5 separate regions of the Homo sapiens genome follow, and all the other regions are linked to region 1. The links are chromatin loops, found by intact Hi-C in ENCODE. Cell type or tissue: mammary epithelial cell. All regions are shown on one strand. Links, peaks and the distances in the headings refer to the core of each region. The heading gives the core; the rest is flanking DNA.

Region 1 (6,025 bases), core at 1,026-6,025:
GGGACGTCCTGGGTCAGCCTGCACCGTCTCCCTCGACCACAGCCCGATGAGGCCGCGGGCTCCGGGCCGGCTGCTAAGAGAGTTAATCATTACTTCGCCAGCGACACTCAGCCTCCCTCCGACTCTCTCGCCCGGCCTAGGGGAGGAGGGGAGGGGACAGCTGGCCAGGTGGGGACTTCGGCTTCGCACAAACCAGCCTCTTCAGGCCTCCCAGAGACAGGTGGTGGCTTCTCAGTTCCCTCGGCAACTCTCTAAGGTCCTCTTTCTTCCCCTCCTGTCTCTCCCTCCTTCGAGCCTCCTCCCAGCCAGGCCTCTCCCCACCGTCTCCTGTCCGCTCTGGCTTTGACTGATTAACTGCAGGTCCTGGGAGAACCAACTTTCTTTGTTTGGAACCGGACCGGACGGGATTTCCTTCCCTAGGTCTCCGCCAATGGGCCAGCTCCTCCCGACGGTTTTGGCGGACTGGCTGAAGAGGACCGCGCCTGAGGCCACAATTAACCCGGCTGTTGGTGGTGGTGGTTGGGGGGTGGGCAGTGAGGAATTTAACCGATCCTCTAGCAGCTGCGCTGGTGCAGTTGGGAGGGGGGTGCAGGAAGTGGGAATGGAGGAGTGGCAGGAGGTATAGACAGAGGGAAGAACGATAAACCTGGACAGGTGTGGCATAGCCAATAGAAGGGGAAACAAAATAAAACAGGAAGGCGGCGCGGGGAGGAATCCCCAGTAACCTTTATAGGATTGAAGTTGGGTGGAAAACGCCACCTCCTGCCCTACCTTAGCACTCAGATCCCTCCTTTACCTCTTTGTGAAAGGGTAAGAGTTCAGAAAGCTGGCCATTTACTCCATAATCTACTAGAGAAATGTCTGGGTTTGCAAAATGCCTATTGATTAGCTCCATGGAGTAGACAAGACAGGCGTAATTATCCCCATTTTACAGGTGAGAAAACTGAGTCTCAAAGAAGCAAAGGGACTGTGTATGTAGTGGCTGTCACTTTTTCCTGTAGGCTGTGGGGTGAGTGGCCCCTTTAGGAGGTCCATGGGTATCTAGGGAGGCGGTACAGGCTGTGTCCAGGTCTGAGCCAGAAGTACCAGGGCCTCACGGGGCTCCTAGCCCTTTTAGCTTGTTCTCTGTTGGACAGGACCTTCACTCTTACTCTCTAGACCTGCTGGCTGGGTTTCTCCCAGCTTCGCTATTTTTTCAGTTCCCTAGTAGAGTGGCCCATGGGCGGTAGCCACCTGGCTGGCCCGTGCCACTAAGAGGCAGCTTTGGTGGCCAAGTGGCTTGCATTGTTGTTGCTCCTCAAAGGGCCTGTGAAGGGCTGGGCAGGTCGCAAAGACCTCTTGTGAGGGGAAGCTAGATTAAAGGGGGAGGGATCCTGGAGGATAAAGGCCCAGCACGTGCGCCTGGACTCCACAGGACCAACAGACCGAGCGGGCGGGGCCAGCTGGGAGTCAGGCCCCCCGGGCTTCACGCAGGGAGCCCAAATATTGGGAACAAAAGCAGGAAAAGAAGAGTGAGAGCAGGAGGGAGGGAGGGAGCGAGGAAGCAGAAATTAGGGGGTCTTAGATGAAAAAAAAAAGAAAGTAGCTTTAGGGGGAATGTGCTGTGGAGTGTGAAATTGCAGCCCATGGTGCTCCATATTGTACCAGAAGCTCTTCCAAAAAAAAAAAAAAAAAAAAACCATCCTCCAACGTGACCAGAGGGCCAGGCAGGGGGAAGGGCGGGGAGAGAATGGGGAGGAGGAGGGGGAAAGGCCGGGCAGGAGCCGGTCAGGCCTTTCTGCGGAAGGGGCTGGGGTGTAAGTTTCGGCTCCCTGGGATCTGACAGCCGAGGGTATGCGCCCTGGGGTGCGCCGGGACCCAGAGGGCGAGTGAGCCTCGGTTGGTCGGCTCTGGAGTTCGGTTGTCAGAAGAACTTTTATTTTTCTTTTTGGTGGTGACTTCTAAAAGTGGGAATAATCCAGAAATGAAGCTCAGCTGCGGAGCTGCAGCTCTGTTCTCCCTCTCTCCCCTCCCTTTCTGCTTCTCTTCCCTTCGGACTACTTTTCTCCCCTTGGTTCTAAACAGCTTTTTCCCCTCTGAACTTTAATGCATTTAATTTGGTCCGCGCTGTGGGGAGCATTTCCTGGGGAGATGCATTTAATTTCGGAATTTCTAATCCCCTCCCTCAGACCCCGGTCCTAGCTCCCCTAGCCGCTCCCCGGGAAGTGGAAGGAGGAAGGCAGGTCCCGGCCACGGGGGAGGGGCGCGGCTGGGATGCTCCCGCGGCCCCCTCCGTCTCACCAAGGCTCAGCCGCCTTCCCAAGCTACTGGAGGCCGGGCGCCTGGGCCCCGGGTCAGGGCCCTGCAGGAGGAGGAGAGGCAACCACGCTTCTGCCTTTTCTCGCCTGGGCAGAAAACGCTGGGCCAGGGAACTGGAAACCGGAAAACAGGAGAAAGGGTTTCTGGAAGGCAGCGGGAGCGGGTGGCAGCGGGGCAGCGGGCAGTGGACTAGGTCTACACCGGCACTTCACTTTTGCACAACATGCCCAGAAACGCATTTGAGAGCCCTGGAGTCGCGCTTGGCTTGGCTTGGGGCGCCGGTGCGTGGGTACACTCGAGGTGCGGGGTGCCTATCCGCCACCCCGACACCTACACCCAGACAGAGCAGGCGCGGCCCAGCCAGAAAACCAGGCCGGCAGTAGCTCGGCCTGGAGGGCGGAGGCAAGGTTGGGGGCCGCCAGGCGCCTGGGCAAGCCTGGCAGGGAAGGGAGCCGAGAAGGCAAAGGAGCCGAGATCCACAAGGAAGATTTATTGGGCAGATCAGATGCACAGAGGCGGCTAATGAAGCAAATCCCGAGATGGGTATCAGAGCAACTCCCCAAAAGTTTATTTGCCTTTAAATTTCCGCAGGGAGGCGGGCTCCTTGTTTGAAGTGTAAATGCCCCTAGGTTGGGGGGTGGAAGGGCCGCTTTGAAAACACCAGAGAGAAAAGGTTCATTTAGAGGCGGACGGGAAAAGCAACCAACCCTGACAGGTCGGAGCCCGGGTAGTGTTTGGGGTTGGGTTGTTTTCTTTCTTTCTCTTTCTTTTCCCCTTTCCTCTTCTTTCTTCCTTTTTTTTTTTTTTTTTTTTTTTTTTTTTTTTTTTTTTTGCTTTCTTGCTTCCCCCCACCCCTCTACTAGACTGTATAGAAGAAAGAGAACAGAAAAGGGGGAGTCAGAGGAGCGGCCAGTGACTGGATGAAGGCCAGCCCTTCATCCTGGAGCCCCAGGAGAAGGCAGAGCTTTGGAGAAAAGGGGTTCCTAATCTCCAGGGAGCATTACTCTTTGACTCTCTAGACCCAGGAATGGGCTGGAGCTAATGGGGAAGCGGCCAGGAGCCGGCCTGGCGGAAGAGTGAGTGTCCAGCTAGTGCAGTGCTGGGGAGACGATCCCAGGAGCAGGGGGGACTCTCAGGGGCTACCTGGGAATGGGACTATCAGAAGGGTCTTTACTCCTCAGAAGGTGCATGTGAAGGACAGGTGTGTGAGGACAACTTCCAGCACACTTGGCGCATTAAGTCCCCTTCTCTACAAAATGGAAAATCCTTCTCGCCCAACATGTGAAAATGCTTGTTGTGGGCACCCACATTTCATGGTACTTGTAACATAGGGACATGTCTAGCTGGTTCTAGAAAAATCTGTGTCTGTGTGGAAGGGGGGGGGTTTACTCACAGCTTTCTTCCTTCAATAGTTCACACACCCCGAGACAAATTCCTGGATGACCAACTTGGAGAGACCTGGGGCAAAGGTTACTTTAGTTCTGAGCTCCTCTAAATAAGGACCCTTTCTCAACGTTCCTTTCACCCCAGTTCTGGGTTAATTACTTCCCAGAGGGGAAAGCCAAGGCTGTGCTAGCTAATACCACCTGAGATCCCTTGCACTCTGGCCTGGGAGCTGTTACTTTTCGGCTGCCCGAACTGTTTTCCTTCTTCGGTCCCTACACGAAGTTAGTGCGTGTTCGTGGGGTTGTGAGGCCAAAGCAAACCCGGGAGCGCCATCTGCAGGCCTCAAGAGGAAGAGACTGACCTTAGAGGCTAGGCCCTGCGTCTTCAACCTCTAGCCCAAGGGAACCAACCTGCCTAGCCACCCAAGGGAAGTGGGATAGGGGCTGGGAGGGGCAGGCGGTGAGGAGTGTTTTCCTCCCAGACTTTACCCCGCAGGTGGATTAAGCTTATTGGGCTCTGGAGGATACAGGAGGGAGGGCAAATGCCAGGATCCCAGCGGACCCAGGCCCCACAGGAGTGAGAGGCTCAGAACCTCGTCCCGCTGAGCCTGGCCTGAGCTCCTCCTGAGGAATAAGGGCATCCCAAAAACCCGGGTACAAGACGCCCAGTAGTAGTAGTTAGGCTGAGTCAGGCAGGTGCATCTCTCCCCATGGTATCTGCCGCCCAGGCTCCGGCCAGAGGGAGGGGAGCGCGAGTCCGCCGCGCTTCCGCGGGGCGCCCGGAGCTGCAGACGGGGGCTGGAGGAATCTCGGATTCGGGCTGCAAGAGCGCTGCGCAAGCTTCGCCGAGCCGCCCTTTCGCAGACCCAGGGAAGCGGGGGGAGGGAGCGAAGGAGGGAGAGAGAGTTAAAACATCAGCTGAAGTGCCAAGATGATTTATGAGACGAGGGAAAATATTTCATGAAGATCTCCCGGATATTCTGTACTTAACCAGTTAGGAGACAAAGGGCTTCTTCTGCCTGGTGCGTGCGAGCGGACCCCAGCGAGCAAGGGAGCTAGTGCCAGAGAGAGCTGCGGAGGCTCCGGCAGGAGTGGGGACGTCCCCGTGGTTGCGCCTCCTGCGCTCGCCCCGGATCCACCGAGCTAGCAGCGGGCGGCGCTCAGCCGCGTCCGCAGCCTCCTCTTCTCCCCAGCCGGGGAGAGCCAGCCTCGTCTCCCACATCCTCTGCCGCCAGCGACCTGCAGCTCCGCACTGTTTCCCTCCCCTGTACCCCCTTCCCAGTCACCCGAGGGTTCAGAAACCAAGTCCCCCGGCTCTCCCGCCATCCGCTGGGTCCCACCGAGGCAGGTGGGTACTCGCCGGAGGTCTTCAGCTCGATTCTGAACCAAGCGTTCTGGACTGCCCAGACCCGGTGGGCAAGGGGACTGGGGAGGCCCTGCGCACAGTCGCGTGGAACGGGAGGGGACAAGACAAACTGCTGGACACTTTTCCGTGGAATGAGAAGTGGGGGGTGCGTGGGTGGGAAGGTACCTCCGGAGGGAAAGGCCAAAGGGAAGGACCAGAAAGAGAGGAAGGAAGAGCCGGGAAGGAACGGAAGGGAACTCAGAGCCGAGGGTGGTGGGGTTGGGGCTAGGGATGCGCACTGGGCCCGGGGCCGCGCGGCCCAGGCGGGCACTGGCCAGTGGATGGCAGGGCTGGGCGAGTTAGAACTGAGAGCCCGGCTTCACAGCGCAGCGCGCTCCGAGGCCCTCTGTCGTTACCTGAATATTCATTAGACTGACCGCTCTTTATCCTTATCTAGCGTTTATCTTATCGGCGAGTTTCGTTTCTCAGTGTAGTTTTAATCCCGGGCTCCCATTCCCCCTCCCCCGGTCCGCTCCCCTCCCTCCCTCTTCCTTCGCCGGCTGCTCCCTCCCTCCCTCCCTCCCATTTCTCCCTCCCCTGCCCTCCCCTAGCCGGCACCGGAGTGACAGGCTCGGGGCCCTCCTCGCCGAAGCTCGGGGCTCCAGCGCTGGCGAATCACAGAGTGGTGGAATCTATTGCCTTTGTCTGACAAGTCATCCATCTCCCGGCGCGGGGAGGGGGAGGAGGTCTGGAGGGGGCTTTGCAGCTTTTAGAGAGACACACACCGGGAGCCGAGGCTCCAGTCTCCGGCCGAGTCTTCTCGCAGCCGCAACCCACCTGGGGCCAGCCCAGAGCTGCCAGCGCCGCTCGGCTCCCTCCCTCCCTCCCGGCCCTTCGGCCGCGGCGGCGTGCGCCTGCCTTTTCCGGGGGCGGGGGCCTGGCCCGCGCGCTCCCCTCCCGCAGGCGCCACCTCGGACATCCCCGGGATTGCTACTTC
Region 2 (6,038 bases), core at 1,039-6,038, 84 kb after region 1:
AAATAGCCCACTGGCTGCCCCCCTGCTCTCCACACCTGCCAGGACCAGGACCTGCAGCTCCACTTGGAGAGGACAAGGAATAGCCATCAGTCCCTGTAGGGGTGATGGTGGGGTGTCCTCCAAGCCTGAAGGAAAGATGGGGTGTTAGGGAGAGGAAAGATAAGCAAGATGATAGAGGTCCATTTGGCTGCTGGAGAGACCACAGCTGAATATCTTGCTGAGAAGGAGGAGTAAAACCAGGTCATCTCCCTCCCATCTCCATCTGGGTTTGGAATGCACAGAGACACAGGCAAAGGCAGATACACACACACACACACACACACACACACACACACACACACACAAATACACAGAGACACAAAGAGCTACACAAAACAGAGATGCGTACACACAGCTGATCATAGACATTTAGCTTAGACACATGCAAAGGCACACTCAGATGGCGCATTCAGGTGCACAGTGGCACACATACCCCTGCACGTCTGCACAGAGCTCTTTCCTCTCCAAGAGTTTCCTCTCCGTGCAGTACCCTGGTGTGAGTAGAGGCAGGCCCCTTTCTTCCAGGCCTCACCCCTTCCCCTTTGTGTTTTTCCAGGTCGTGACATGGCGAGCACCACTCTGCCTGGTTACCCCCCTCACGTGCCCCCCACTGGCCAGGGAAGCTACCCCACCTCCACCCTGGCAGGAATGGTGCCTGGTAGGTGACAATGCTGCAGCTGCCTAATCTAGGTGGGGGGAACTAAATTGTGGGTGAGCTGCTGAATGGTCTGTAGTCTGAGGCTGGGGTGGGGGGAGACACAACGTCCCCTCCCTGCAAACCACTGCTATTCTGTCCCTCTCTCTCCTTAGAGGCTGCAGTTGGTCCCTCATCCTCCCTCATGAGCAAGCCGGGGAGGAAGCTTGCAGAAGTGCCCCCTTGTGTGCAACCCACTGTATGTCATGGCCCCTCCACAGCGCCCACCCACCCAAGTCTGTGCCCGAGGAGCACTCAGCCTCAGCTCCACCCTCAGTGCCCAGCCCACCCCAGCCAGCTGACACTGCTTGGAAGAGCCTGCCCTGGTTTCCATGGAAACTTGGAGCCAAGAACCATTTCCAGGGGCATGTCAGTCACTCAGACAAAGCCACCCTGGTCCACACCAAGACACAAGGGAAGACCAATGTTGAGAACCAACCCCAACCCCAACCCAGAGACAGTAGGGAGCTAGTCCCTAAGAGGAATGGAGGTCAGGCTGCGGCGGGAAGCAGGGAGAGTCGCTGCAGTGAGACAGGCTAGAACACCCCTATACCTCTTCAGAGGCACCCAGCCTTCCATTGCTTCCCTGGGGCTCTGACCCATCCCTAATCAGAGGAGTTGGGTTTGGGTTGTTTGAATCAGAGAGACAGAGGCTGTATTTAAGGTCTGGTGACTGCAGCTGGAGGTTGTACTATACCTAACCCCTAACCCCAGATTGGGAGCAGGGTCTTGAAGCCAAAGAGAGTTGAAGTTCCTATGTGCACAAACACCAAAACACTCTTGTCTTAAGGAGGGTTAGACTCACTCAGCCAGCAACTCACTCCCTCTGGCCGCCCTCTATGTGGCCTTTCCCTGAAGTTCAACTCTCATTGGTATGGGGAATGGGGAGGATAGAAGAGAGTGGTTGGCCCCATCCATCCAGGGACATTTAGGTATAACCCTGGGTAAGCAGAGCTTGGGGTAGGGGCAGCGGCAAAGAGGGAGATTGCTGCTGGGTCTTATGGACTAGGGGCTGAAGGGAGTTAGAGGTGTGGGTAAAGGGATTCCTGCCCAGATTTAGGGGAAGGAAAGTAGAAGCCTTGTTGGGAGGCAAGGAGATTTTAGGGAGAAACTCCCAGCAGTGAGCAGGTGGGGGCTGGAGGAGGTTTTAAAGAGGTGGGGTGAGGGAAGAGTGGGGAGGTGGGGGCAGGGAGTCTGCAGGGAGGTGGGGAAGAGGGGAGCCGCAGAGAGCTCGTGGTGTCGAGGGGGGAGTCGTTAAACAGAATCTAGTGCTGATGAGGAAATTACACTTGTTTCATTAGCGATGGGGAAGGAGATAGCTCAGTTCCTCTTGGTCACAGTTGAGCTCAGAAGCTCATTATCCTGCTGCACGCATGCTTTCCCTCCTCGTCAATAAACAGGCTTTCCAGTGGCTGCATCCCCCACCCCCACCCCAGCTCCCTCTCAGAGAGGGGCCCCTTCTCCTCTACTTAACCCGCGGTTAGGGATCACTGTAAACAGTCTGGGGTCATCACACAGGAGAAAGGGCGAGGGGGAAACCTGGAGGCCTGGCCTTTCTCCCGCAGAGGGAGGGAGGTAGCTTCCGACGACGGCTCCCAACCCACGGGCCCTCCGCTCACCGCTAGCGGACCAGCGGGCAGTCCACCTGCGCCGCCTCCATCCCCTGCCGCGTAGCCCACGCATCCAACCTCTTGAGGGAAAGGCGGGAGGGCGGTGTCTCCCAAAAGAGCTCCCACCTCTTGTGTTGGCACTGCACATTGATGCCATTCTTAGGACTTTCTGGGAGAAAAATGTCCCGAAGGCCTTTCTTCGCCACCGCCCCCCACTCCCATTTCCACCCATTAGGGGCCATGCCTCCTAGAACCGGAGTGGCATCTATAAAGGCCCTGGCCCCCAGCGCGACAGGGTGGACGCGCCCCAATACAAACCCTTCGTGGGTGGCCGCGAGCGCCTCCGCTGGGAAGCCCTGGGCGGGCACCGGCCCACAGGTCCCGCCCGTGGGTGTGCGAGCGCGTCGGTGCCTCCCGCCTCCCCGGGCTCTCTCCACGCGGACGCGGTGATCGCCCCACCTCCGCCCGGCCCGCCCGCCACGGCCATTACCCTGCCCGCGACACCTGCGCCTGAGACCCGGCGGGAGGAGCGGGCGGAGAAGCCACCGGCCGGACTCGTGGGGTCCGCCCTGGCTTGCAGGCGTCTGATCCCCACTCCCCGACCCTCCCGCAGGGAGCGAGTTCTCCGGCAACCCGTACAGCCACCCCCAGTACACGGCCTACAACGAGGCTTGGAGATTCAGCAACCCCGCCTTACTAAGTGAGTACGCCACCTGGCTGGCCGGCGGCTCAGCGCGGCCGCGCGGCTTCTGGGCACGGTCCCACTCCCGGCGACCCGACCTCTGGGGACCCGGCCGGGCCAGGGGGACAGGCTTGTTAGTGCAGCACTGAGGCCCGGGGACCCCTCGAGGACGCCCGCACCTCCTGCCCTCCCGTGCCCTCCCTGGTCGCTCGAAGGCTCTGCGCCGCCCTCGCCCTCGGATCCCCTGGAGGGTGCGCAGCCGGGCGTCACCAGATCGGGTCCCTCTCATGCCCCGTGAACGCAACTATTCTCCGGGGCAACTGGCTCCACTGCCCAGCCAAGGTCTCCCAGTCCGGATCCCGCTGGACCCCAGCCAGGGGAGGTCTTTTCTGTGCTTTTCTTTCCTTTTTTGTTCTCCTGTTTGTCCTCTCACCCAGCCCATTCTTCTCCTGTGTTAACTTCCAGGTTCCCCTTATTATTATAGTGCCGCCCCCCGGGGCTCCGCCCCTGCCGCTGCTGCCGCTGCCTATGACCGCCACTAGTTACCGCGGGGACCACATCAAGCTTCAGGCCGACAGCTTCGGCCTCCACATCGTCCCCGTCTGACCCCACCCCGGAGGGAGGGAGGACCGACGCGACGCGATGCCTCCCGGCCACCGCCCCAGCCTCACCCCATCCCACGACCCCCGCAACCCTTCACATCACCCCCCTCGAAGGTCGGACAGGACGGGTGGAGCCGTGGGCGGGACCCTCAGGCCCGGGCCCGCCGCCCCCAGCCCCGCCTGCCGCCCCTCCCCGCCTGCCTGGACTGCGCGGCGCCGTGAGGGGGATTCGGCCCAGCTCGTCCCGGCCTCCACCAAGCCAGCCCCGAAGCCCGCCAGCCACCCTGCCGGACTCGGGCGCGACCTGCTGGCGCGCGCCGGATGTTTCTGTGACACACAATCAGCGCGGACCGCAGCGCGGCCCAGCCCCGGGCACCCGCCTCGGACGCTCGGGCGCCAGGAGGCTTCGCTGGAGGGGCTGGGCCAAGGAGATTAAGAAGAAAACGACTTTCTGCAGGAGGAAGAGCCCGCTGCCGAATCCCTGGGAAAAATTCTTTTCCCCCAGTGCCAGCCGGACTGCCCTCGCCTTCCGGGTGTGCCCTGTCCCAGAAGATGGAATGGGGGTGTGGGGGTCCGGCTCTAGGAACGGGCTTTGGGGGCGTCAGGTCTTTCCAAGGTTGGGACCCAAGGATCGGGGGGCCCAGCAGCCCGCACCGATCGAGCCGGACTCTCGGCTCTTCACTGCTCCTCCTGGCCTGCCTAGTTCCCCAGGGCCCGGCACCTCCTGCTGCGAGACCCGGCTCTCAGCCCTGCCTTGCCCCTACCTCAGCGTCTCTTCCACCTGCTGGCCTCCCAGTTTCCCCTCCTGCCAGTCCTTCGCCTGTCCCTTGACGCCCTGCATCCTCCTCCCTGACTCGCAGCCCCATCGGACGCTCTCCCGGGACCGCCGCAGGACCAGTTTCCATAGACTGCGGACTGGGGTCTTCCTCCAGCAGTTACTTGATGCCCCCTCCCCCGACACAGACTCTCAATCTGCCGGTGGTAAGAACCGGTTCTGAGCTGGCGTCTGAGCTGCTGCGGGGTGGAAGTGGGGGGCTGCCCACTCCACTCCTCCCATCCCCTCCCAGCCTCCTCCTCCGGCAGGAACTGAACAGAACCACAAAAAGTCTACATTTATTTAATATGATGGTCTTTGCAAAAAGGAACAAAACAACACAAAAGCCCACCAGGCTGCTGCTTTGTGGAAAGACGGTGTGTGTCGTGTGAAGGCGAAACCCGGTGTACATAACCCCTCCCCCTCCGCCCCGCCCCGCCCGGCCCCGTAGAGTCCCTGTCGCCCGCCGGCCCTGCCTGTAGATACGCCCCGCTGTCTGTGCTGTGAGAGTCGCCGCTCGCTGGGGGGGAAGGGGGGGACACAGCTACACGCCCATTAAAGCACAGCACGTCCTGGGGGAGGGGGGCATTTTTTATGTTACAAAAAAAAATTACGAAAGAAAAGAAATCTCTATGCAAAATGACGAACATGGTCCTGTGGACTCCTCTGGCCTGTTTTGTTGGCTCTTTCTCTGTAATTCCGTGTTTTCGCTTTTTCCTCCCTGCCCCTCTCTCCCTCTGCCCCTCTCTCCTCTCCGCTTCTCTCCCCCTCTGTCTCTGTCTCTCTCCGTCTCTGTCGCTCTTGTCTGTCTGTCTCTGCTCTTTCCTCGGCCTCTCTCCCCAGACCTGGCCCGGCCGCCCTGTCTCCGCAGGCTAGATCCGAGGTGGCAGCTCCAGCCCCCGGGCTCGCCCCCTCGCGGGCGTGCCCCGCGCGCCCCGGGCGGCCGAAGGCCGGGCCGCCCCGTCCCGCCCCGTAGTTGCTCTTTCGGTAGTGGCGATGCGCCCTGCATGTCTCCTCACCCGTGGATCGTGACGACTCGAAATAACAGAAACAAAGTCAATAAAGTGAAAATAAATAAAAATCCTTGAACAAATCCGAAAAGGCTTGGAGTCCTCGCCCAGATCTCTCTCCCCTGCGAGCCCTTTTTATTTGAGAAGGAAAAAGAGAAAAGAGAATCGTTTAAGGGAACCCGGCGCCCAGCCAGGCTCCAGTGGCCCGAACGGGGCGGCGAGGGCGGCGAGGGCGCCGAGGTCCGGCCCATCCCAGTCCTGTGGGGCTGGCCGGGCAGAGACCCCGGACCCAGGCCCAGGCCTAACCTGCTAAATGTCCCCGGACGGTTCTGGTCTCCTCGGCCACTTTCAGTGCGTCGGTTCGTTTTGATTCTTTTTCTTTTGTGCACATAAGAAATAAATAATAATAATAAATAAAGAATAAAATTTTGTATGTCACTCCCCATGGCTCCAAGTTTGTCTCTCCCTGTCTCTGAGATGGGCCTCCCCTCCATTGGTCGATCCCCAAAAGCCCCTTCAATGATCCTCCCAACTACACTCCCGCTGCCACCTCCAACTCCTTTGCCGAGACCCCCTTGGCGGCAGCT
Region 3 (6,167 bases), core at 727-5,726, 72 kb before region 1:
CCACAGGGCTGCAGTGATTCCACAGTCTCGGGGCTTGAGGGTCTCGGGGCCCCTCGCTAATGTAAGGTTATTGTAATTGATATGAAGGTAATTGATAATGTGTTACGGTGAATAATGTCTTCAATTTTCTGCTAAATCCCATTTTTTGTAGCCATCTGGGCTCCTCCAACTGCCCCCCTGGGACGCTGGGTAATAGAGAGTAATTATTCTCAAGTCATTTACTTTTTCAAAGTGTTTAGTGCTTATCTGTTTTACAATTAAAATGGAAACGACCCTGATTCACTTCCTTTCTTTTTCATTTAAATAGCACTCACCCCCCCACACCCCCACCACACACTCTCAGTCACACACAACCACACGGGCACACAACCCTCCAACACACACACACACACACACACACACACACACACACACACACAGAGTCTTCTTGTATGCGGCAACATGTCCACATTCAAAGACTTAGAAATACATGCATATTTTCTTTGTCAGTCACACACACAGGCACACATATACAACTTTACATGCAGACAGGGACACAGCCTCAGTGACCCAGCCATACGTACCCTTTGCCATTCTCCTTTGGAGTGAGAGGATGGGGGTGGGCATGGTCAGGGTGGAGGACGGGGGAAGGAGATCTTGGATATGTGTCTGAGTGTGCAAGGTGATGTTCGAATGTGGAAGGTGAGCATCTGTGTGTACACTTGAGTGTGCTTGGCATGTAGAATTCAGAGTGTGGGTTCATATGCAGCTAAAATGTGCAAATTTAAAGCAGTCGTGTGAGAGCAAAGTCACAACTTTGCTTTTGTGTTTGAACATGAGTTATTGGTGTATGGAGTGTACGGAGCCAGTGTTCATACCCAGTAACACATAACGAAGGTCCGGGCGGTGCAGCCCCAGCTTGGACACGCCGTCCTCAGGAGGGGGCGAGAGAGGGATCCAGAGGCGCCTGGCCCAGGACCCAGAGAGCCCTCCACCTCACACGATGAAATTCAACCCATTTATATTTCAACAGAAAATGTCACAGAAAATGTCCCCTGGTGGGAGAGACGCCAGGGGAGGAGGAGTCAGGAAGTGAGAACAGCTCACACCAGCCCCTCATGCAGCCCCACCCACCCACTGGCTCCTCCAGCTGTCCTTCCTCTCCCAGGACCCTCTCTCTGACCCCCCTCACTGACCCCTCCACTGCTTGCCCCTCAAACCCTTCAAAGGACCCTCACTGAGCCCTGGTTCTGGTGTCAGGCATGGCCCTCCATGACCAGAGAGCTTCCTGCCCTGCCCTGGGCGGTTCCCCACTGGGGGTGCTCTATGGCCACAGACACCTGCATGAGTGAGGCACTGACCTATGGGAACCAAAGCACGACATCACACACCTCAGATCCTTCCACATGACCAGGCACGACTTCTCTCCACTGTCACACGGGCCCACGGGAGGACAACTGAGCCCCTGCACTTGTGAGAACACTTCAGGCTCACTGGGGTCGCCTGCAGTGGTTTAGGGACCTGCTTCCCACTGTACAGATGGAGAAACTGAGCCGCGGTGTGGGCCAGCATGGCCATGGGGCCCGAGACGCTGTGAGGCCAGCAGTGGCCTATCTGCTTTGCTGTGACACCTGCTCTGCTGTCCCCAAAATCTCCTGCTTCCAGGTCTCCATGCCTTTCACACATTCTGCTGCTGGACCAGTGATGAGGGGCATGAGACCTCCCCCTCCTGGATAGGCTGACCAGGCAAGGCCCGCTAAGGTCCAAAGAGGACCAGGCTGTGGGAGTGAGACCCTAAGCTGGTGAGCACCATTAGCAGAGCGTGCTGTGGGTTCTGGTTTTAACTTAACTTTTTAAAAATGCGGGGTGGGAGGGCTGCCATTTATGGGTGGAGGGTGCCTCTTTCTGCCTTTTTTGGTGTCTCATACTCTGGGCATCTGCCTTGGCCTCCTCCCTTCTGTCTTGGAGTCTGTTTTTCCACAGTGGTCTTTTTTTGGTTTCAATTTCTGCTTTGTCTTGTTCTATGTGTCTTTGGGCTCTCTCTATATATACACGCATGTACGTATATCTCTCTCTCTAAATTTGAGAGAGAGATAGATAGATAGGGAGATGGATATATCTATATATCTATGGATATATCCCTGTCTGTCTGTCTCTCCCCTTTCCCAGGACCCTGTCCCCCTGCTCCGAGCTGTCTGCCTGGCATCTGCCTCCCTCTCTGCCTCTGGTGCCCCTATCAGTGTCTCTCACTCTGTCCCTGTCTCTCCCTCCGTCTTTGTCTCTGCCTCTGTCCCTGTCCTGTGGCTCCCTCTGTCCCTGTCTCTCCCTCTGTCCCTGTCCTGTGTCTCCCTCTGTCCCTGTCTCTCCCTCTGTCCCTGTCGCTCCCTCTGTCCCTGTCGCTCCCTCTGTCCCTGTCCCGTCTCTCCCTCTGTCCCTGTCCCTGTCTCTGTCTCTGCCTCTGTCCCTGTCCCTGACTCTCCTTAGGCCCCTCCCTGACTCAGGCCCCTCACACCTTCCGAAAAGTAAACATTTAATTTTTTTTTTTTTGCTGTTAATAGATTTAATGTTCATTTGTTGGTAGCCCAGGGGCAGAAACGCGTGACATTTCAAATAATTGTTGTTTCAGGGGTATCCTCTGGAGGGAAATGCGGCAAAAGTGTGGAGAAGATTTAAGCAAATGACTGTGTCAGCTTCTATTTACTCCTGACAGGATCGCCGGGGGCACGGCTGCGAGATAACCATTAGCGCAGCCGCCGATAAAGCGGGGAGGCTGCATTTCCAAAGGCTCCGCGGCCATTACGGGAAAGTTAGTGTGAAACATGTTAAATTATCCCCAAAGTGGAGGGAGCGGGGGAGGCGGCGGGGGAGCGGGCGCCCGAGAGAGCCACGAGACCCGCCGCCTCCGCCGGGGCCGGGTGACTGCGCCGTGCCCGACACGCCGACGTCCACCAGGGGGCGGCCGCGTGCGGCCCGAGCCTCGGTCTGCGGGTCCGGAGGATGGGCTGGCGGCCCGAGCCTTCCTCGCACCTGCGGGCGCGGACCCACCCGAGGCCGCCGGCTCCGGCTCCGGCTCCCTGCCTGGCCCCTCTGCCCAGCAGGAGCAGCCCGGCACCCCCGGAGAGCGATAGAGAGGCGGGGGCCTGGGTGGGGTCGCCAAGATCAGCCCCATGGGGTCACAAGAAAAGGCCTCATTGTGAGGCTCTAGCTGAGGCTTGGGACAGTTCAGCCTCAGCTCTTTTAGAGCCTCTGCCTTGAAGACCCAGCTCAGGTCTCGGCGCGGTGGCTCACACGTGTAATCCCAGTACTTTGGAAGGCGGAGACGGTGGATCACCTGAGCCAGGAGTTCGAGACAAGTCTGGGCAACATAGCAAGATCTCGTCTCCAAAATTAAAAAAAAAATTTTTAATTTAAAAATCCACCTCAGGTGTGTGCAGGTAACACCTATATGTGCCAGTGCCCAGGTTTGTGCAACATCCTGAGACGTGAGTTCACCTCTCAGCTCTGCCTTAATTAATTGGGTGGCCCTGGGCAAGTCCTCTGGGCCTCAGTTTCCCCATTTGCAAAGTAGAAATAATATATCTGCCCCACATACCTCACTCCCTGAGGATTAGTTGAAGTAATGAGACTATGTAAAAGTGATCTGAGAAACCATGCAATGCAATACAAGTGACAAGTACTGTTATTAAGTGTTAGTTATTATTAACATTCTGCTGAGTCCACAGGGAATACCTGTGCACAAAGGCCACAGGTGGGTGCACCAGTGCATGGGAAATAGGATCCCGATCACAGCTCTCTCCGAGGTCGGGGGTCGTTTTTCCCACCCCTCCTAGTTTTGCTCCCGTTAAGCCACACTTCTGGTAAATTAATATCTATGGGCTAGCATGACAGAGGAAACAGTGTTCCAGGCTAGCCCCTGCAAAAGCATGCCTATAGCATGCCTGGACCAGAACAGAGCAATATTGGCTGAGAACACTGTCTAGGGAATCTCTAGAGGGACCATGTGAGGCAGGAGAGAGGAAGAAGGGGAAGAGGAGAACACCTCTCCCCTTTGTGGTAATGGTATCTCCAGACAGACATCAGACTAATTTTCTTTCTTTCTTTCTTTCTCTTTCTTTCTTTCTTTTCTTTCTTCTTTCTTCTTTCTTCCTTCCTTCCTTCCTTCCTTCCTTCCTTCCTTCCTTTCTTTCTTCCTTTCTTTCTCTCTCTTTCTCTCTGTCTCTCTTTTCCTCTCTTCTTTCTTTCTCTCTCTCTTTCTTTCTTTCTTTCTTTCTTTCTCCTTCTTTTTTTTTCTGATGGAGTTTCTCTCTTGTTGCCCAGTCTGGGTGCAATGGGAGCGATCTCAGCTCACGGCAACCTCCACCTCCCGGGTTCAAGCGATTCTCCTGCCTCAGCCTCCCGAGTGGCTGGGATTATAGGCATGCACCACCATGTCCAGCTAATTTTGTATTTTTAGTAGAGACGGGGTTTCTCCATGTTGGTCAGGTTTGTCTCGAACTCCCAACCTCAGGTGATCCACCTACCTCGGTCTCCCAAAGTACTGGGATTACAGGCAGGAGCCATCATGCCTGGCCCCTTTCTTTCTTAAAAAAGGAGGAGGGATGCCCTAAATATATTGAGATTGTGGCATCACTTACATTATATTTTAGCCCCTGACACCCATGAAATCCATTAGCAAGTCAGTGCCTTGAAGAGTGGCCATTTTTATCACATATTCATCCATTTTCAATACATTTTCAGATTTCCAGGAGCTCTGAAGTTCCCCTAAATTCGCCCAACATTTTTGAACCTCTCCCACAGGTCAGACCTACTGCAGGCAAAGGGAGATTGAGACTACCAGGCTACCCTTGCCTTCCCGGAGTTCACTGTTGAGGAGGGGGCTGATGTCTCCAAATGATGGCAGTTCCTGGTGAGTGCTGAAACAGAAGCACATACAGTGCTGTCTATTCAACAGGGGAGTGGAGAGTGACTTCCTGAGGATGTCTGGGCATTTGGGAGGTGGCATTTGAGCTGGAGGCTTGAAGGATGGGGCAGAGTTTTTACTAGGTGGTAGAAATGAACTACCAAATAATAATAATAATCCATGTGTACTCCCCCCTCCAAAACAACAAAAGCAACAAAAGCGATAGTAATGGCACTTAATCTGTGGCAGGCACTGTGGCAGGCACTTTGCACTAATTGCTACATTTGATTTGTTATTACAACCATGTGGGACAAATACTATTATGTACCTCACTTCATAGATAGGAAACTAAGGCTCTAAGAGACCCAGTAACTTGCCTGAGGCCACACAACCATCTAGCATTGAGATTAAATGAAGTTGAATGCCTCTCTCCCCTCCACCCCCCCATTCCAAGACCAACTTTGACAAAAGGCTGAATTTGCCTTTCACAAAGGTCATGCACCCCCTCTTCAACAACTCCATGTTCATTCAACTGTTCCCTGCATGTCTACTAGGTGTCACACATTGGGCTGGCGCTAGGGGTACAAAAATAAGATGTAGACCCCTATCCTCAGGGAATAGTCCAGTCTAGTAAGGAAGACCTACACTAGTTAATCAACCACATAACAAGGTGCAAAATGCAAGTCTGAGAAGCCCGAGATTGTGGCCATAGACATGAAGGTCAGTGGCAGGTACAACTTACAAATTTGGGGGAGACAGAAACAGTCAGATCATAGTAACAACCATCCTTGAAGAACGTCTCCTTTGCAGGGATAGGGGACAGGCACCTTCCAGGAGACAGATTCAGGTTCTTTTCCTTTTCCTTTATTTTTTGAGATAAGGTCTCGCTCTGTCACCCAGGCTGGAGTGCAGTGGCATGATCTTGACTCACTGCAACCTCCGCCTCCCAGGCTCAAGGGATCCTCCCACCTCAGCTTCCTGAATAGCTGGGGCTATAGACACACACTACCATGACCAGCTAACTTTTCTATTTTTTGTAGAGATGAGGTTTCGCCATGTCACCCAGGCTAGTCACGAACTCCTGGACTCAAGCAATGCACCAGCCTCGGCCTCCCAAAGTGCTGGGATTACAGGCATGAGCCACCTCGCCTGACCTGGGCTCTTGTCTTAAGAAAGAACTTTCTAATCATTACAGCTGCCTGAAACAGAAGAGACCTATTTCAAGACAGAGTGAGTTTCCTGCCCTGGAGGCATTCAAGTAGAGGCTAAAGCCCCCCAAAATGGGACT
Region 4 (6,167 bases), core at 346-5,345, 310 kb before region 1:
CTGCCTCAGCCTCCCGAGTAGCTGGGACTATAGGTGCCCGCCACCACGCCCAGCTGATTTTGTATTTTTAGTAGAGACGGGGTTTCACCATATTGGCCAGGCTGGTCTTGAACTTCCGACCTTGTGATCCGCACCCGCCCCCCCCCCCCCCACCCGGCCTCCCAAAGTGCTGGGATTACAGGAGTGAGCCACCATGCCCGGCCTGTGTATTTATTTTTGAGACATAGTCTGGCTCTGTCGCCCAGGTTGGAGTGCAGTGGCGCAATCTCAGCTCACCTCCTGGGCTCAAATGAATCTCCTGCCTCAGCCTCCTGAGTAGCTGGGACTACAGATGTGAGCCACCACACCCGGATAATTTTTTTTATTTTTTATTTTTAGTAGAGACGGGGTTTCACCATGTTGACCAGGCTGGTCTTGAACTCCTGACCTCAGGTGATCCACCTACCTCAGTCTCCCAAGGGGGAAATCTTATTTCTTTGACCATGAACATCTCCTCAGAAATTATCATTGCCCACAATAGCATTTCCATTTTGTGAAAAAGCTAGAACCCTAATATCCTCCTTTCATGTCACTCTCTTTTGTCTTTTATCAGTTACTTCCTTTCATTGGTCATTTAAGTCAATCTTTTAGAAACGTTATGTTTTATTCCTTTCTCTCTCCTGGTTCTCCTTTACTTCTCACTCTTTTGTTTATTAATTATTATTTTAAAGAGACAGGGGTCTCCCTATGTTGCCCAGGCTGGTCTGAACTCCTAGACTCAAGCAGTCCTCCTGCCTTGGCTTCCCAAAGTGCTGGGATTATAGGTGTGAGCCACCGCACCCAGCCCGCTTCTCAGTCTTTTAAAACACCTTTCCTCATTATTCAAACTAACAACCTAAACATTTGTATTGAGGACATAACACACACCCAACAATGTGTGTGGTGAGTGTTCAAGGGATAGGTGTGATCTGGGCTTAGAGCTTGCAGTCAAAGAGCTCACAGTCTAGTTAGGGAGATAGCAAACATATCAGAAAAAACAAGACAACAAGAAAAACATTAACAGTAAACCACAGGGCTCTGGCTGCCAGTGTAACTCAGGAGTTCAGAAAACCAAGCAGCTAGAAGAGTCAAAGTAGAGAAATAGGCCAGGCGCAGTGGCTCACGCCTGTAATCCCAACACTTTGGGAGGCTGAAGGGGGTGGATTATCTGAGGCCAGGAGTTCAAGACCAGCCTGGCCAACATGGTGAAACCCCCGTCTCTACTAAAAAATACAAAAATTAGCCGAGTGTGGTGGCAGGCACCTGTAATCTCAGCTACTTGGGGGGCTGAGACAGGAGAATCACTTGAACTTGAACCCGGGAGTCGGGGTTGCCGTGAGCCAAGATCGCATCATTGAACTCCAGCCTGGGTGACAAGAGTGAAATTCTGTCTCAAAAAAAAAAAAGAAAAGAAAAGAAAGCCACACAATCATCTGCCAGGAAATCTTACACAAATCTACCAAGGTGTACATTCTTGTTTCATCTGGAGCCTGAGGGCAGCTATTAATATGAAGGGAAAGCAACCAGGCAACCAGATAGATTGGTAAATTTGTGTAAATATATCTTTTTTTTTCTAGCCATATTAATTTGGCTGGATCATCAAACATGCCATTGAAAAAGATGTGTCTAGTTACAAATATCAGAAGAGCCTGTGTGTGAATGCTTGTGTGTGTGTGTGAGAGAGAGAGAGACAGAGAGAGAGACTTCACCAGGTGGGAACAAATCCAAAGGTGCATACTCAGAACACTACTACAGCGATCCAACCCTGCTCCACCAACATAAACCGATGTGTCATTGGGTATAAATATCCTTATTAAAGAGATCAGATCTATTGATTAATGCCAGACTCATGGGTACCATATAAAACAGAACACTTTCCAAGAGATATCTGACAGTGCCTTGTACCCCAGATAGACGTGTGTTTATCAAGTCACACAGTGACTTGGAGACCGCCATAGTTTTACCCTGACCAAGACTGTCATAGAGCTTGGCTTCTAACCTCAGCAGAAGGCTTGCTCATGTCCATGCACTTAGTCGGTTTATTCTAGTTTCACGAAGTGGAGGTTTTTGATTTCTAATCTGGCACAGATGCTCCATCCCGTGCCTTCTCCAGGGATGTTTTCTGAGATCACCCAGGTTTTACCAGGTTTTATGGGGCGAGAACCTGTCCTCACTTAAAAAGTAAGGAAGTTATGCCCCCTGCAGGACAAATCGGTAACTGCAGGCTCGGTGATCTGCGAGGACAGTGTTCTGTGCCTTTTGGAGCACTATATTGTTTCTCTCCACAATGTGGCGCTGCTGTTCTAAGTGTCATTTTAGGGCCAGTTTAGGGTAGGAAAGAGGGTGACAGCAAGAATTAGAAGGTGTAGGGGAGGGCGCCAGGGAAGTAGGGAAAGGAGATGTTAGGAAGAAAGCTGGTGGGCTACTTCTGCCAGATAGGGCTTCCCTAGCACCCCAAATCTGATCCATTGCAATTAGGAAAGTTATCTCCTAGTCCAAGGAATTTATCCAGTAGTTCCCAAATCTGGCTGACTGGCAGAATCACCAGGAGAACATTTTTAAAGATACAGATTCCCAGATTTTATCCCAAGAAACTCTGATTCATAAATTTTGAGAGGAGCGCAGTCATCTGTCTTTTTAAAAAGCTTTTTCAGAAGATCATCAGTGTGTTGTTTATCTAAGATTTAGAAGCGAAAAAATATTTTAAGGGGAAACCAGTCCTAGTCCTCTCAGGACTCTGTGAATACAACTTCTTTTTTTTTTTTTTTTTTTTTTTTGAGACAGAGTCTCATTCTGTCGCCCAGGCTGGAGTGCAGTGGCTCCATTTCTGGTCACCGCAAACTCTGCCTCCTGGGTTCAAGCGATTCTCCTGCTTCAGCCTCCTGAGTAGCTGGGATTACAGGCGCCCACCACGATGCCCAGCTAATTTTTTTGTATTTTTAGTAGAGACGGGTTTCATCATGTTGGCCAGGCTGGTCTCGAACTCCTGACCTCAAGTGATCCACCCACCTTGGCCTCCCAAAGTGCTGGGATTACAGGCATGAGCCACTGTGCCCAGCCAGCCAGAATTTTCTTAAAGCAAAGCAGCCTAGAGTTCATTGAGGAGGTCTTCGCTTAGTGGTCCTGAGTGCCATGACCTTTCCATCTATAGACAAATACCATCAATTATTTTGTGATGGCTCTTTACACTATTTAGATGTTTATTTTCCAGCCAGGCATGGTGGCTCATGCTTGTAATCCCAGAACATTGGGAGGCCAAGGTGGGAAGATCACTTGAGGCCAGGAGTTTAAGACCAATCTGACCAACATAGTGAGACTCCATCTCTAAGATTTTTTTAAAAAAATTAATAAATAAATGTTTTATTTATTTATTTATTTATTTATTTATTTATTTATTTATTTATTTTGAGATGGAGTTTTGCTCCTGCTGTGCAGGCTGGAGCGCAATGGCATGATCTCGGATCACCGCAACCTCCGCCTCCCGAGTTTAAGCAATTATCCTGCCTCAGCCTCCCGAGTAGCGGGGATTACAGGCATGCACCACCACGCCCCCTTAATTTTGTAGTTTTTAGTAGAGACAGGGTTTCTCCATGTTGGTCAGGCTGATCTCGAACTCCCAACCTCAGGTGATCTGCCTGGCTCTGCCCCACAAAGTGCTGGGATTATAGGCGTTGAGCCACCGCGCCCAGCCATAAATGTTTATTTTCAAAGCAACTAGAACCAGTTTGTTTCCTTCCTGAGATAATTATCCACTTGGTAATTGTAATAAATAATAACACTATCAGACTATATTAGTCCTTAAAGATGGTGCCCAATATATTGTTGTATGTTGGAAAATATATACATGGAAAAAGAAAATTGCAAGAAAATGCAGACAGCAAAGTGATAGAAAAGTACATAAACAGCAAAAGAATAGAAAAGTATTTGGAAGGAAATATACTCAACTCTTTTTTTTTTTTTTTTTTTTTTTTTTTGAGACGGAGTCTCACTCTGTCACCAGGCTGGAGTACAGTGGCACCATCTTGGCTCACTGCAACCTTCACCTCCCGAGTTCAAGCGATTGTCTTGCCTCAGCCTCCCAAGTAGCTGGGACTACATGTGCGCACCACCATGCCTGGCTAATTTTTGTATTTTTAGTAGAGACGGGGTTTTGCCATGTTAGCCAGATTGGTCTTGAACTCCTGACCTCAGGTGATCCGCCTGCCTCAGCCTCCTAAAGTGCTGGGATTATAGGCGTGAGCCACTGCTCCCGGCCGAAATATACTCAACTCTTAACAGTAAATACCTCTGGAGAATGGAACTGGGAAAAGAACAGCATTCCATTTTTATTTTACATGCCTCTGATTTTTTTTTAAACAACTAGAATATATTATTTTTTCTCTTCTCCCCACCAAATCAAATACAGATATTAGATAGATGGCAATGATGAAGGCACAGTTGTTTAATCTCTCCAAATTCCCATATCAAAACTGGGAGAGCAACTAGATAACAAACCCAAAATCCCTGGACCACATTTTGCAAAACTAGGTGACAAGGTATCCCTAGGAATCCCATATGCAAGCAGGTGAAACTCAATACCCACAAGCTCTGGACCATTTCAGCATCTGCATGGGAAAAGCAAAGGAAGCAACAGGACAGCTGACAGACCCCCAACTGGAGAACTCCAAAAGAGCCAACGGGAAAGTGAGGTGGGTCAATCTGAAAACAAGAGGTAGAACTGGAGGAGTTTGGCCTAATCCTATTAGTGGGTGAGTGCGTGTGGGGCCCATGAGTCTGGCTAGAGCAATCCAGCCCCTAGAAACCCATGAAACTGACCAACCAGGGCCCCATTTCAGGACATGGCCACACACTGAAGAAAAACGTCCAGATGTAGAGTCAAAATTAAGCAGGACTGGGATAAAAAAAGGCCAATAAAAGAGGTGTTCAGATTAGGCGGGGGAGGAAAGCAACAATATCAGAGTCACAGAAAGCAAGCCATCATATTTTTAAACACTACACTCCTATTTCCTAAAATTTCAGGAAGCCAACCTCATAGAAATAAGCAACAGAAAAGTATCAAGATTAAATCTAATAAAAGTTATTATGAGGAAAAGGAGAATAAGAGGCAGAATAGTTTCTACAGGCAATGAAAGCATATTAGAAACAGAGTAAAACTCTACAATTTCTTGCTTTGAAACCAACTGGAAAACCCTTTTTAAATGATATAAGACATAAAAGAATAGTAAAAACCAGAAACAGACAAACGCAGAAATAAAGTGACAGAACTCAGGAAATAATTAGAAAGAAAATAATTTCAAAAATAAAGACAAACTATCAGAAACACCACAGTGAATAGGCACAACAAATAATGCCTTAAGAAAAATAGGAGGTGAAGGCCGGGCGCTGTGGCTCACACCTGTAATCCCAGCACTTTGGGAGGCCTAGGCGGGTGGATCACCTGAGGTCAAGAGTTTGAGACCAGCCTGGCCAACATGGTGAAATCCTGTCCTTACTAAAAATACAAAAATTTGCTGGGCATGGTGGCACGTGCCTGTAATCCCAGCTACTTGGGAAGCTGAAGCGGGAGAATCACTTGAACCCAGGAGGCGGAGGTTGCAGTGAGCCGAGATTGTACTCCAGCCTGGGTGACAAGAGTGAAACTCTGTCTCAAAAAAAAAAAGAGAGAAATAGAAGGCAAAAAACAGGGAACATTTAAAAAACAAAAAAGAGCTGGGTATGGTGGCTTACACCTGTAATCCCAGCATTTTGGGAGGCTGAGGCGGGAGAATCACTTGAGCACAGGAGTTCGAGACCAGCCTGGGCAACATAGGGAGACCACATCTCTCTCAAAAAAAAAAAAAAAAAAAAAAAAAAAAAATATATATATATATATATATATATATATATATATATATGTATATTAACTGAGCATGATGGCATGTGCCTGTAGTCTGAGCCACTTGGGGGGCTGGGGTGAGAGGATCACCTGAGCCCAAGGAGATCAAAGCTTCAGTGAGCTATGGTTGTGCCGCTGCACTTCAGCCTGGGAGATAGAGCAAGACCTGTCTCAAAAAAAGTAAATAAATAAATAGAAAATAACCCAAAAAGAAATAGATTAAAGGGAAAGTGGCAAATATTGAAGATAAAATAAGAACAGCCAACGTATGGAC
Region 5 (6,167 bases), core at 391-5,390, 140 kb after region 1:
GATCAAAGGGCAAGCAAACATCCCTTACAGGACCTACAGAAGCCCTTGGTTAAAAATCAACAAGAGGTGATTGGATGTAAGATAAGGGCCCTTCAAACTCACAACACGAACCCACTAGACGTCTACACTTGGGGTCCTTAAGGGAGCTGGGGGTGGGGAATGTGGACAGCAGGGGGCCCAGTGAGGCCTGAATTTAGCTCTTCCATGTGGAGGGCCAGCTCCCTTCTTGGCAGTGTGTATGCTGTGCGGTGTTTGCACCTTCAGGTTCAGGACAGAATTTGTGTTTCATGCCAGATGTTGAATGGTGTTATTATAGTTATTAGCAATTATGTTTTATCATAAAACCACTTTTCCTTTAAGTATGTGGGTAAAAAAATTCAGCTCTTCTTGGAGTTCTATCCAGTCTATTCCTCTTGGAGATGACTTCAAGTTTTATAATACAAGTCCATAGGCAAATGGGATTCAAGCCCTGGACATTCGCAGGAGTCCCTCTTGGAAACTTAACCATTTCAAGCAGAGAGAAGCCGCTACACTGCTGGGGTCCAGACGGCTGTCCTATGCAGGGAGGTTGCGCTCCAAAGGTACTGCACAGTGTCAGTGCTCCCTCCCTATACCCCTCACCTGTCCCCTCCCCCAACCTTCAACCTCACCAATGCAGTCACTGGGGATCCTGACCCAAGGATGCCTCCCCCTTCTCCATGCCCCCACCCCCATCCCACCCGTGCCCCCACCACAATGTCTACGAGGGAGACCGGCTCCTCTTGGGGCCTTCAAGCTTTTGTTAGGGTTATGTGAGCCACTAGTGACAAGGGCCCTGAAACCCAACTCGACCAAACTCATAAAAGGGGTCACTGTCTCTTTAATTAAAGTTCCCTGTTTGGAGGTTAAAGACAAACCCGTTTGATGGTGCAGGTGTGTAGAGTGGGGGTGGGGGAGAAGGGTGGAAGCGGCTAGAGGAAAACAGAATTCTATCCTTAGAGGGAAGTAGGGAGGGGCCTCACCAGGGGCAGGCTGGCCGAGCGATGGAAAGTCTGATGGGGGTCCCTGAGGGTCCCCAGTGTGGCAAGGGTCACAAGGGGGAGAAATCAGGCAAGAACCGGGAATCCCAGGGCCAGTGCAGCGAGCTCTGACTCCCCTGCGGGCATGCACATGCTCCTGGCCCATGCACACACTACCTGCCCTCCATGATGCCCGACTGACCACTCCCCTTGCCCACTCTTCCATCCCTCCCTTTTCCATCCCAAAAGTTCTCCAATAAAAGAGGACCCAGGGCCTAATACCATCTCCCCACAGAAGCAACTTCATCACAGTTTAACATAAAAAGATCAGCTGGTATCGACCCGTAATTTGGACCCATGCCACGCTATTGGCAGGAAGACAGAATAAGTTAGGGTGGCCATGTTTCAAAAATTCTCTGTGTGCACTCAATCACGGCCCAGGGAAGGCGGGTGGGTGCGTAATAACCCAGCCGCGCTCTCCATTTCCCCTGTAGATCAATGCTAATACCAGGAGGCCCCGGAAGATGGATGGAACCGACAGGAACCTTGAAATCCCGACACGGGGGCTGGTGCCTCAACCGATAAAGGATTTCTTCACTGCTACTGGGGCAGGGACACTGAAACCTTAGGGGCCATGGGAAGACAGTCTGATTGGGGACAAAGAGATGAGGAGAGGGAGCAGCCTCTTCTTTATGCTCACTGACACCCTTAGTCACTCACGTGGCCACTGACCGATGCTCGCTCCAGAGTCACTGACAGGCACGCCAACCGCGGCACACACCATCGCTCACACTGTACCCAGCCAAAAGCACCAACGCCTCCCCAAAGACACCTCGACTCCCTGCAGTCCCACAAATGGGTCCCTGTACACACGTGTACACATGCATGTACACAAACTCAAACCTCAACACCAGAATGAATCAAGGTATCTGACACAGGCACACTTACCTAGGGAGATACAGACACATCCAACCATTGACATTACACCCCGTCCCCGTGAAGCAAAAAGAGATGTGCATCTACATGCATATGTACTTCTCTGTCTCTCCCTCCTTCCTTTCCATGCCTTCCTTCTTCCCATTTCCTTGTGATTCTGTTTGGAAACTTGCAGGCTGATGGTCAGTCAGGGAACTTTCCAGGACCCATTGGATGTAAATCACTAACACAAAAGTACACCAGGCACACAGTCCTGGTCAACCAGACTCCCAGATGGGTGCACACACATGCTGCAAAGTGGGAGTCCTGGGTTCCAGGAACAGCTCAACATGGACTTGCTGTGTGGCCTTGGACAAGCCATTTCCTCTCTCTCTCTGGGCCTCTGTTTCCTCATCTATAAAACAACAGGTTGAACTGGGAGATTTCGAAGGGCCCTTTCAGGTCTGAATTTCTCTGTCTATTGTGGCAGACACAAATTCCTGCCAAGAGTTGCACACAAACGCAGGCAGCCCTGAGCACTCACACTGGCTGTGGTGGCCTGAAGCCACACCCACAAGGACACACAGGGGAACACAGGCACACAGGGCTCTTCCCAGCAAGGGTGCCTGCAATAGGGGCAGCAGCTCCCATCCTTCCCAGAGCTGGAAGTCAAGGAGCCTCAGAACCCACTCTTCTGGGAGCAAAGAACTGGGGACAAAGTAGAGAGATGGAGCATTGTTGTGAGTTTGAGTGGGGGACAGAGGGGGCCTTTCAGGCTGCTGTCTGATTTCCTTCCTTTTGAGCTCAGTCCCAGGACTGGAGCCATTTCCACAGCCTCGAGCTGACATCTTGTGGCCATCTCCAATGATTGCAGGCTTCACAAGGAGACACTCAGTCCCCTGCAGAGAAGCATAGCCCTGCCCAACCCAGAAAGTCGTTGGCAGAACACTGCTTCCCATCCCTGATGCCCTGTCCTATGCCCAGCTGCCAGGAAAGGCACAGGGGCTGACTTGTTCCTCCAGCGCGGACAGGTAGAATACAGGGGGCTACCTTGGGAAAAGCTTCAGGGTTACTGGGTGACAAAAGGGACTGGAAAAAAAATGGATGCTTAAGGGAGCTGCAGCCTGTGGTAGAAATGTAGTCCCACATTCCCACAGCCTCAGTCTAAGGTAAGGAAACATGGCCCAGGCCCAGGGGACTGCAGTCTAGGGAGGCGACACAGCCTTTCCCCAGGGATCTCCAGGTGAAGGAAGAGACTCAGCCCTGGCCTCCTGGAAGCCCAGTCTGATGGGAGGCATTTGGCCCTCCTCACAGACAGCCTTAGCTTTAGGGGAAGAGGGGAAGGGGAGAGACATGGCTCTGCCCTAATGGATCTTCTCATCTTAAGGAGAGAAAAACCTCAGCCCACAGCAGTGACCTCAGTCCTATCCGAGGAGTATGGAATTTGGGGGCTTGGAAGCCCCCAGCTATCTCAGCTTCCCATGCCAAGCCCTAATCTGGTAGTCTGAAAGGAACATGATTTCCATGCCTGCATCAGCAGCCTGGGGCTGGGCAGAGGGTTGGAGCAGAAGTTTTGGGGAAGTGGGCCATCCAGAGCCAGCCCCATTGATTCTGGAGAGACCTACTGGGCAGGGGTGGGGGGTGCATGGCAGGGGAGGACCACACTTTGCAGATCCTCCCAGAGGAAGCCATGATGGAAGTCCCTGGACAACCCTGGGCCAGTTCCTCCTACTAGCCAGAGCCTCCTGCCACCTCTGGAGCCAGGTCTTAGGACCCTGGAGATGACAAGTCACACACAAGGCAGAGGCCAGGGGTTCCCAACCTGGAACCAGGGAACCCTGGAGGTGCTGGGTTGATGAGTTTGTTATAAATTAGAGACTCGTTAAGAGAAGGTGAGAAGGGCTCAGTAACAGCTTTCGGGGTCCATCTTTTCGATTTCTTGTTCGGTTTGTTTATTGCTATTGTTCCTGTCTCATAAGCTTATTGCAAAACCAGTAAAAATGATCTATTCCGAAAGGGAAGTTGCTCTTTTGACTGGAAGCTGCCTCTTGGTCCTGGACCCCACCCCTCCCCCTCCTGGTGGCTGCAGCCTAGCCTGGTTGACCAGCTGTCTCCTGCCGCGGGGTCAGCAGAGGGTGCCAGATTCCTGCTCACTAGAAACTGTGTCCACCTGCCATGTAGCCACCCTGGGCTGGCCTCAGGCCTCCAACCTGGTCCCATCACCCCGATGACCGCTGCACCCCAGCCGTCCAGCTCACCTCTGATAGACACACCAGGGCTGTTATGGGGGAACAGGAGGCCAGGATAGGATCCAAGGACAGTCACTGGAGTCTTAAGTTTTGGGCGTGATTTTGGCTCAGTTTCCCCTCTGCGCCTCAGTGAGTGTTTGCCTTTAGCATGGGCTTCCCTGCCATGAGGTAGCCCTAAGGGCTAATGATTGAACAAAGAGGCCTCCAAGGTTCCCAAGAATCAGAAGTCCTGGTTTTGACCTTGAAGGCAGAACAGAGACCCCTGGCCCTTTGCACATCCAGGAACCTAGTTACAGTTGGGGGCCAGGGGTTCAGGAATCCCAATCCCGAATGAGTTGGCTCTCACCCCATCCCTGTTCTGCAAATAACATTAGTTCCGTTTAGTGACTGTAATATTCCTGAGACACTGCAGATTTCTCTGGGCTACTAACTTGGTTTCAGAGTCTTTCAGATGATTATTGTGGGGAGTACAGGGTTGAGGGGGATCAAGAAAAAGCCAACAGACTCCTTCACTGATTCATACAGAATTTCAGAGCGTCAGAGCCTGAAGAGACTTCTTTTTTTTCCCCCCTGAGATGGAGTTTAGCTCTTGTCGCCCAGGCTGGAGTGCAATGTGCAATCTCGACCCACTGCAACCTCTGCCCCCCAGAATAGCTGGGATTACAGATGCCCACCACCATGCCTGGCTAATTTTTTTTTTTTTTTTTTAGATCGTGCCTCGTTCTGTCGCCCAGGCCACGTCTGGCTAATTTTTATATTTTTAGTAGAGACGGGGTTTCACCATCTTGCCCAGGCTTATCTTAAACTCCTGACCTCGTGATCCACCCTCCTCAGCCTCCCAAAGTGCTGGGATTACAGGTGTGAGCCACCATGCCTGGCCGCGAAGGGACTTCTGAGATCACTCTGTGAAACCCCTTCCTGCCTCAATACAGAATCAGGGTCAGAGACCTGAAGTGACTTGGCCAAAGTCCCACAGCCAGTGAGTGGCAGAGCCAGGATGGGAATCCAAGGTGACAGACCCTTGCACCACTGCCCTTTATGGCGCCCTGCCCAGCATCTTCCTGTGTCCTGCTCATGTCAGCAAGCTCTGCCTCCTTCCTCACAAGCCAGTCCCTGCAGCCAGCACAGGTAACAGACCTTCCTTTCCCTCCCTGCTGTCTAACATCAGGCCTATTTTCTCTAAAGCAAAATCGGTCTGTTTCCCCAAGGCTGACACACTGGCTCTGCCAGAGGGCCCAGATAAGGGGAAAACCTTGCACGGCGGCCTTTGGAGTTTCCCTGTCACTTCAAAGAGCTAACATCAACACACTCTTCCTTTATCTATTTATTTTGGACAAGGAGGACAAGAGGTGAAGACGGGTAGGAAACAGTCAAAGTTGTCAGGAAGACCATCTCAAGGACTTGGCACATCTTCAGAGAGAAGCACATCAATGTTTTCCCTTGATCTCTGTTTGTTTATGTTAACAAACACTCAATATAGTGCTTGCTGCATGTCAGGCACTATTCTAAGCACTTTGTATATTCATTTATTAGTTTAATTTTATATTAACTTATTATATATCATATAATTAATTTACTAAATCTTCTTAATAACCCTGAGGTAGGTACTGTTATTAGTTCCACTTTACAGATGAGGAAAGTGAATCACAGAAAGGCAAGAAGCTTGCCTGAGGCCACGTAGCTAATGGCAGAGTCACCATTCAAAGCCAGGCAGTCTGGCTCTTACCCACGGGGCTAGGATCCTTCTCTTTATAGAAGCATCAGCACAAGCGTTGGTAGGGCCCCGTGACCAGGAGAGGAAGGAAGATTCTGAACATTCAGAAAAAATCAGACATTGTTGGGGCCCTGTACAGTGTTCCCTGGAGCTTATCTCTTGTTAATTACTGTCATGGCCTCTTCTGTCCTTAGCTTGTTTGAAAGCCAATGTTTTATGGTTGGGGTGACCAAGGGAAGCATAGGCAGCCTGGACCTTGGGCCCCTCCCACACTAGCCCCATTCTGGGGAG

Evidence for each region. Peaks named below come from ENCODE experiments on the same cell type or tissue, not always from the same donor. Only the 100,000 strongest peaks of a DNase experiment are listed, where the experiment ranks them.
Region 2: a loop joins it to region 1, with 2.6 times the contacts of the local background. A loop is called at or near these places in 5 of 110 quality-filtered maps.
Region 3: it touches region 1 in a loop (3-fold over the local background); 25 of 110 quality-filtered maps call a loop at or near these places.
Region 4: it touches region 1 in a loop (5-fold over the local background); 4 of 110 quality-filtered maps call a loop at or near these places.
Region 5: a loop joins it to region 1, with 6 times the contacts of the local background. A loop is called at or near these places in 16 of 110 quality-filtered maps.

What each region holds. Positions count from the first base shown.
Region 1 is chr10:100,739,753-100,745,777 of GRCh38, forward strand. PAX2 (paired box 2) reads left to right here and starts at 5,830. Exons shown (of 10, transcript NM_000278.5): 1 at 5,830-6,025. RefSeq lists enhancers at 4,872-4,921, 6,021-6,025. In mammary epithelial cell, for the core only: a CTCF peak has its summit at 4,014 (motif pointing left); no DNase peak of the experiment used is centred there; H3K4me3 peaks cover 450 bases; H3K27me3 peaks cover 3,787 bases.
Region 2 is chr10:100,824,053-100,830,090 of GRCh38, forward strand. It overlaps PAX2 (paired box 2), which reads left to right. Exons shown (of 10, transcript NM_000278.5): 8 at 596-697; 9 at 2,957-3,043; 10 at 3,491-5,892. The coding sequence ends at 3,567. Among named protein-coding and RNA genes, the nearest start is that of PAX2, 81 kb to the left of the region's middle. In mammary epithelial cell, for the core only: a CTCF peak has its summit at 3,051; no DNase peak of the experiment used is centred there; H3K4me3 peaks cover 630 bases; H3K27me3 peaks cover 3,496 bases.
Region 3 is chr10:100,668,249-100,674,415 of GRCh38, forward strand. No RefSeq gene overlaps it. Among named protein-coding and RNA genes, the nearest start is that of PAX2, 74 kb to the right of the region's middle. RefSeq lists a silencer at 2,843-3,022. In mammary epithelial cell, for the core only: no CTCF peak of the experiment used is centred there; no DNase peak of the experiment used is centred there; H3K27me3 peaks cover 1,473 bases.
Region 4 is chr10:100,431,706-100,437,872 of GRCh38, forward strand. No RefSeq gene overlaps it. Among named protein-coding and RNA genes, the nearest start is that of WNT8B, 28 kb to the right of the region's middle. In mammary epithelial cell, for the core only: a CTCF peak has its summit at 2,257 (motif pointing left); a DNase peak (open chromatin) is centred at 2,236.
Region 5 is chr10:100,875,887-100,882,053 of GRCh38, forward strand. No RefSeq gene overlaps it. Among named protein-coding and RNA genes, the nearest start is that of SLF2, 34 kb to the right of the region's middle. In mammary epithelial cell, for the core only: a CTCF peak has its summit at 2,765 (motif pointing left); no DNase peak of the experiment used is centred there.